2 separate regions of the Homo sapiens genome follow, and region 2 is linked to region 1. A link is an interaction called in ENCODE POLR2A ChIA-PET data of the cell type or tissue named here. Cell type or tissue: B cell. All regions are shown on one strand. Links, peaks and the distances in the headings refer to the core of each region. The heading gives the core; the rest is flanking DNA.

Region 1 (2,500 bases), core at 1-2,500:
TTTTTTTTTTTGGAGAACGGTCTCACTCTGTCACCCAGGCTGGAGTGCAGTGGTGCAGTGGCCCAATCACAATCACGGCTCATTCAGCCTCAAACTCCTGGGCTCAAGCAATCCCCCCACCTCAGCCTCCTGAGTAGCTGGGACTACAGGCAGGTGCCACCACACCCAGCTAATTATTTTTATTTATTGTAGAGACAGGGTCTCACAATGTTACCCAGGCTGGTCTGGAACACATGCACTCAAGCGATCCTCCTGCCTTGGCCTCCTAAAGTCCTCGTATTACAGGCATGAGCCACCACACCCAGCCTAGATTTCGGCTTTTCACTCACACCACACACATTTCCTGGCAACTACCAATTCAGTGGTGCTGATTCAAATCTGATTTCATAGCCTTCACCTCTTAGCTAGTCTCTTGCTACCTCTCCAGCCTCCTCCCTCTTCACTCCTCTATTTTGGCCCTTTAGCTCCCCAGTTGTATCATGGCCCATCTACCCTAACCTCAAGGTGTTTATTCATGCAATTTCCATTGACTAAAATTTGTAATTATAGCTGTGTGATTTTTGTCATCCTCCCACTAGACTGTAAGCTGCATATGGACATGGAGGTTGGTCAGTTTTGATCCCGTGCATTTACAGAGCCTTGTTCAAAATCTGCACATAGCTGGCCCTCAACAAATATATGTTCGGCCCAGCACCAGTGGTTCATGCCTATAATCCCAGCACTTTGGAAGGCCGAGGCGGTGGATTGCTTGCAATCAGGAGTTTGAGACCAGCCTGGCCAACACGGCGAAACCCCATCTCTACTTAAAAATACAAAAATTAGCCAGGCATGGTGGTGCATGCCTGTAATACCAGCTACTCAGGAGGCTGAGGCAGGAGAATTGCTTGAACTGGGAGGCAGAGTTTGCAGTGAGCTGAGATCATGCCAATGCCCTCCAGCCTGAGTGACAGAGTGAGAGTCTGTCTCAAAAAAACAAAGCAAAAAATAAAAATAAATAAGCATATGTTCAAAGAAATGTACGACATCTCTATTTGTATGTCTTACTATCATCTCATATCCAACAGGTTACAAAAAATAGGCCAGGTGCAGTGGCTCATGCCTGTAATCCCAGCACTCTGGGAGATCAAGACAGGAGGATCACTTAAGCCCAGAAGTTCCTAGACCAGCCTGGGCAATAAAGGGAGAGACCCCATCTCCACAAAAAAATTAAAATTAGCCAGGCATGGGGTGCATGCCTGTAGTCCCAGCTACTTGGGAAGCTGAGGCAAGACAATCACTTGAGCCCAGGAGGTCGAGGCTGTAGTGAGCCGTGACCACGTCACTGCGTCACTGCAACTTCAGTCTAGAGCAAGACTCTGCCTCCAAAAAAAAAAAAAAAAAAAAAAAAAAAAAAAAAAAAAAAGGACCAGGCACGGTGGCTCACACCTGTAATCCCAGCACTTTGGGAGGCCGAGGCAGGTGGATCACGAGGTCAGGAGATCGAGACCATCCTGGCTAATACAATGATACCCTGTCTCTACTAAAATACAAAAAATTAGCCAGGCGTGGTGGCGGGCACCTGTAGTCCTGGCTACTCAGGAGGCTGAGGCAGGAGAATCGCTTGAACCTGGGAGGCAGAGCTTGCAGTGAGCAGAGATTGTGCCACTGTACTCCAGCCTGGGTGACAGAGCGAGACTCTGTCTCAAAAAAGAAAAAAAAAAAAAATACATATATGTGTGTGTGTGTGTATATATATATATATATATATATTCATATATTCAGACCCCATATAATTCATTTCCCATATCTCAGACACCAAATCCTATTGATCCCCTTTAAAAGATCTCTCGGCCAGGCCACAGTGGCTCATGCCTGTAATCCCAGCATTTTGGGAGTTCAAGACCAGCCTGGCCAACATGATGAAACCCCAACTCTACTAAAAATACAAAAATTAGCCAGGTGTGGTGGCGGGCGCCTGTAAGCCCAGCTACTCGGGAGGCTGCGGCAAGAGAATTGCTTAAACCCGGGAAGTGGAGGTTGCAGTGAGCCGAGATTGCACTCCACCCTGGGCAACAGAGCAAGACCCCGTCTCAAAACAAACAAACAAACAAACAAAAAACACCAGTCTTCCCTCTTTGATCCACTGCCATCAACTTATTTCCTATTATCTCAAACCTAAATGACTGTAGTAGTTTCTTAATTGATTTTCACAATTATTTTCTCTAGTGATACTGCAAAGGATAAACTGGCACAGAAAATATAGCTGATATATTCTCACCCATGGTATAATCCCTTCAGTGCTGCTGTAAATTATTTCAATCTGGCATTCTGGGTCCAATGCTGTCTGGTCCCACTTTAACAACATACCTGGTCTTACCTTCTATTTCTCCTTTGCACATGCCTTCTATATTCTAACCAGCTTTTCTCATGGGTTAAATTCACAAGTGCATGGCAGGAGGTTTCAGTAAGTGTGAGTTTTGCTCTCTCTTACCACCTCTCTTCTCAACCCAGCCTCCCCTCC
Region 2 (4,512 bases), core at 1,060-3,559, 58 kb after region 1:
CTGACCAACATGGTGAAACCTCTTCTCTACTAAAAATACAAAAATTAGCTGGGTGTGGTCGCACATGCCTGTAATTCCAGCTACTGGGGAGGCTGAGGCATGAGAATCTCTTGAGCCTGGGAAGTGGAGGTTGCAGTGAGCCGAGATTATACCATTGCACTCCAGCCTGGGTGATAGAGTGAGACTCTGTCTCAAAAAAAGAAAAAAAATTATGGTTGAATTAAGACTCTACTCCAGGCCAGGCGTGGTGGCTCACACCTATAATCCCAGCATTTTGGGAGGCCAAGGCAGGCGGATCATGAGGTCAGGAGTTTGGGACCAGCTTGGCCAACATGGTGAAACCCTGTCTTTTACTAAAAATACAAAAATTAGCTGGACATGGTGGCGCGCGCCTGTAGTCCCAGCTACCTGGGAGACTGAGGCAGAAGAATCACTTGAACCCGGGAGGTAGAGGTTGCAGTAAGCCAAGATCACACCACTGCACTCCAGCCTGGCGACAGAGTGAGATTCTGTCTCAAAAGAAAAAAAAAAAAAGTTTACTCCAGCTCAAAGCTTGAGGCCGTCCACCTGGGGAACACTGACTTCAGAAGAATGAATGGGTCAGGTCAGCTTCCAAAGTGGAGAAGGGAAGGTTTTGTTTACATACGCAGTTCACAGGATTGCAACATTTTCCATGCAAGGTCAGTACATATGCTTTAGCAATTTGATTGGTTATGGCTTGTCACATTCCAAGGAAGATTGCTTTAATATTCTGTGAGGAGGGGTGCTGATTCAAAGGGATCTATTTCTGGAGCCACAGTGCTTTTTCTAATCATTTATAGGAAAAGGCAGAGGCTGTTGAAGCTGCTACCTGACTCAGGCCACATAGCCACATTCCTCTCAAGGCTCAAAATAGTTTTGGCTGGGTGCCGTGCCTCACCCTGTAATCCCAATGCTTTTGGAGGCCAAGGTGGGAGGATAGCTTGAGCCCAGGAGTTCAAGGTTGCAGTGAGCTATGATCACACCTCTGCATTCCAGCCTGGGCAACAGAGTGAGACCCTGTCTCTATAATAATAATAATTCAAAGTTCCAATAGCTTTAAGTTTGAATTATTTAATTTCATAATAATAAACCAGCATATATAAAGTGTTTCATTGAGTTTGTTTGTTTTAGAGATGGGGTCTCACTATGTTGCCCAGGTTGGAGTGCAGTGGTTATTCACAGGCATGGTCATGCACAATGACTGTAGTCTCAAACTCCTAGGCTCGAGTGATCCTCCCACACCTTCTCTGTTACCTATGACTACAGGCATGTGCCCCCATGCCTGCCTGCCTGCCTGGCTCTATTTCCTTAAGTTTTTTTTTTTTTTTTTTTTTTTGAGAAGGAGTCTTGCTGTGTCACCCAGGCTGGAGTTCAGTGCTGCAATCTCAGCTACTGCAGCTTCCACCTCCTGGGTTCAAGCGATTCTCGTGCCTCAGCCTCTCAAGTAGCTGGGATTACACGTGTGCACCACCATGCCTGGATAATTTTTGTATTTTTTGTAGAGACGGCATTTTGCCACGTTGGCCAGGCTGGTCTCGAACTCCTGACCTCAAGTGGTCCACCTGCCTCGGCCTCCCAAAGTGCTGAGATTATAGGCATGAGCCACCGCACCTGGCCCTATTTCCTTAAGTTATATGAGTCATTCTAGCCCATAACTGAACCAGAGGAGGCGGTCTTGGAAACCTCCAGCTTACAGTCGCTCAGTCAGAAATATGTGAGGATGGATTTACATTTGGCTTCTGAAATGGGGGCAGTTTTGTGGGACTGAGCCTTTAATTTGTGGAATCTGATGTTAATTCCAGGTAGATAGTGTCAGAATTGAATTGAATTCTAGGACACTCAGTGTTGGTCAGAGTGGGGAAAATTCGCACACAAGGTATCAGAAGTGCTCTGTGTGAGTGTAGACAAACTGTTTTCACAATGTGTGACCCAGGGATGCTTCTGAAACTTCATCACCCATGGATGTCTTTCATTTATAGAGCTTCCTTGGCACAGAATTTAGGTATCAGATGCTGACTGGTGATTGACTTGTGACTCTGAGCAATGGCCATGTTGAATTCATACCCTGAAATCCGCGATACTGAAGCCTACAATTCATCCTTTCAATTTCCCATAGTAAAAACTCAGGAGAAAAACAGCCTGATTCTAAATGGGGCAGCTCCGCTGGGAGTTGGTAGATAGGACACCCAAACTGCAGAGAAAACCTGGAATAAAGTGAAGCTCATTTTAAGAACTCTTGAGTCCAAAACCTTAAAAACACATGCACTTTTCAGCCCAGCAATTCCACTTCTAGGACTTTTCCAGGGTGATAAACCAGGGACTCAGATATTCCCCCAGGGTTGTTTCCAATCACTCAAATTGGAAAAAAACTCAGTGTCCACAGAAGGGGAGAAGGGGGGGTGCAGAACAGAGGCAATGGGGTTGTGGTTAAGTAAATGGAGATGTAGCCCTGGGACTGGGTCCCCTAGGACGAGGGAAACATGAGCAGGAAATGGATAAATAGAAAGATAATCGAGTTTTAAGCCCCCAGAGAGAAGGCTGGTTACGAAATAGTATATACGATGTGATTTTTTTTTTTTTTTTTTTTGAGAAAGAGTCTCTCTCTCTCACCCAGGCTGGAGTACAGTGGTGTGATCTCAGCTCACTGCAACCTCTCCCTCCCGGGTTCAAGCAATTCTCGTGCCTCAGCCTCCCGAGTAGTTGGGACTACAGGGATGTGCCACTATACCCAGCTAATTTTTGTATTTTTAGTAGAGACGGGGTTTCACCATGTTGGCCAGGTCGGTCTCGAACTCCTGACCTAAGGTGATCCACCCACCTCGGCCTCCCAGAGTGCTGGGATTACAAGCATGTGCTACTGCGCCTGGCCTACAGTGTGATTCTAATGTAAGATAACAAGTACGCACAGAAAAGAACAGATCAACGCCGGGTACGGTGGCTCACGCCTGTAATCCCAGCACTTTGGGAGGCCAAGGCGGGCTGATCACCTGAGGTCAGGAGTTCGAGACCAGCCTGGCCAACATGGTGAAACCCTATCTCTACTAAAAATACCAAAAAATGAGCCGGATATGGTGGCAGGCACCTGTAATCCCAGCCAGTTGGGAGGCAGGAGAATCACTTGAACCCAGGAGGCGGAGGTTGCAGTGAGCTGAGATCACACCATTATACTCCAGCCCCAGCAACAAGAGCGAGACTCCATCTCAAAAAAAAAAAAAAAGATTGAAAAGATATACGAGAAAGTATTAATGGTGATTCTATTTGGGAAGGGTTTTTGTTTGTTGTTTTTCTTTTCTAAATTTCATGCATTCGACAGGTCATCATTGAGCAGATACTGTGTGCTTGGCACTGTGCTGGGCAGGTTCCGGAGACATAGCACGGAACAAAACAAAGGTCCCACTTCCCTGGGCTCACATTGCAGGGACAGCTGCCTGCAATAACATATACATGTCACCTTCCTACTATGGGTTTGTTTGTTTTTTGAAACAGGTTCTTGATCTGTCACCCAGACTGGAGTGCAATGTGGCAGTCGTAGCTTACTGCAGCCTCGAACTCCAGGGCTCAAGCTATCCTCCCCCATCAGTATCCCAGGTAACTGGGATTACAGGTGTGTGGCACCATGCTTGGCCCTATTTTTAGATTTTTCTTTTTTCTTTTTTTGTTGGTAGAGACAGGTTTTCACTATGTTGCCCAGACTAACAATATATGTTTTTAAAAAGTTATCTTTGCATTCTGAGTAGGAATTAGTAAAAATAATAATAATAATTAATTAATTAATTAAAAAAGTAAAGACTTGAACTTCCTATCTCCCTCTCCTCTCCCTGTGAAGAAAAAAATAATAAGTTTTTTTTGGTAAAACTTACCTTTTTTTTTTTTGAGACAGAGTCTCACTCTTTCCCCCAGGCTTGAGTGCAATGGTGCAATCTCCGCTCACTGCAACCTCCACCTCCCGGGTAGAGGGAATTCTCTTGCCTCAGCCTCCCAGACAGCTGGAATTATGGGTGCACACCACCACGCCTGGCTGTTTTTGTTTTGTTTGTGTATATATATATATTTTTTTGTATATAACTTTTGAGATAGAGTCTTGCTCTGTTGCCCAGGCTGGAGTGCAGTGGTGCAGTCTCCGCTCACTGTAACATCTGTCTCCCGGGTTTAAGCGAGTCTCCTGCCACAGCCTCCCGAGTAGCTGGGATTACAGGTGTGGGTCACCACACCCGGCTAATTTTTGTATTTTTAGTAGAGATGGGGTTTCACCATGTTGGCCAGGCTGGTCTTGAACTCCTGGCCTCAAGTGATCCTCCCACCTCGGCCTCCTAAAGTGCTGGGATTATAGGCGTGAGCCACTGCACCTGGCCAGTAAAATTTATCTTTAAGAACAAGTTAAAAACAATGTGTAACTACAATGGAATATTATTTGACTAAAAAGAGAAGTGTGGATACATGCTGCAATATAAATCAAACTTGAAAACATTATGCTGGCTGGGCGCGCGGTGG

Evidence for each region. Peaks named below come from ENCODE experiments on the same cell type or tissue, not always from the same donor. Only the 100,000 strongest peaks of a DNase experiment are listed, where the experiment ranks them.
Region 2: POLR2A ChIA-PET joins it to region 1 with 5 read pairs; 9 of 35 experiments call an interaction of 5 or more read pairs at or near these places.

The regions. Positions count from the first base shown.
Region 1 is chr14:100,259,674-100,262,173 of GRCh38, reverse strand. The region is part of intron 1 of YY1 (YY1 transcription factor); the gene reads right to left. Among named protein-coding and RNA genes, the nearest start is that of MIR6764, 16 kb to the left of the region's middle. In B cell, for the core only: no CTCF peak of the experiment used is centred there; no DNase peak of the experiment used is centred there; H3K27ac peaks cover 1,114 bases.
Region 2 is chr14:100,200,875-100,205,386 of GRCh38, reverse strand. No RefSeq gene overlaps it. Among named protein-coding and RNA genes, the nearest start is that of YY1-DT, 35 kb to the left of the region's middle. In B cell, for the core only: no CTCF peak of the experiment used is centred there; no DNase peak of the experiment used is centred there.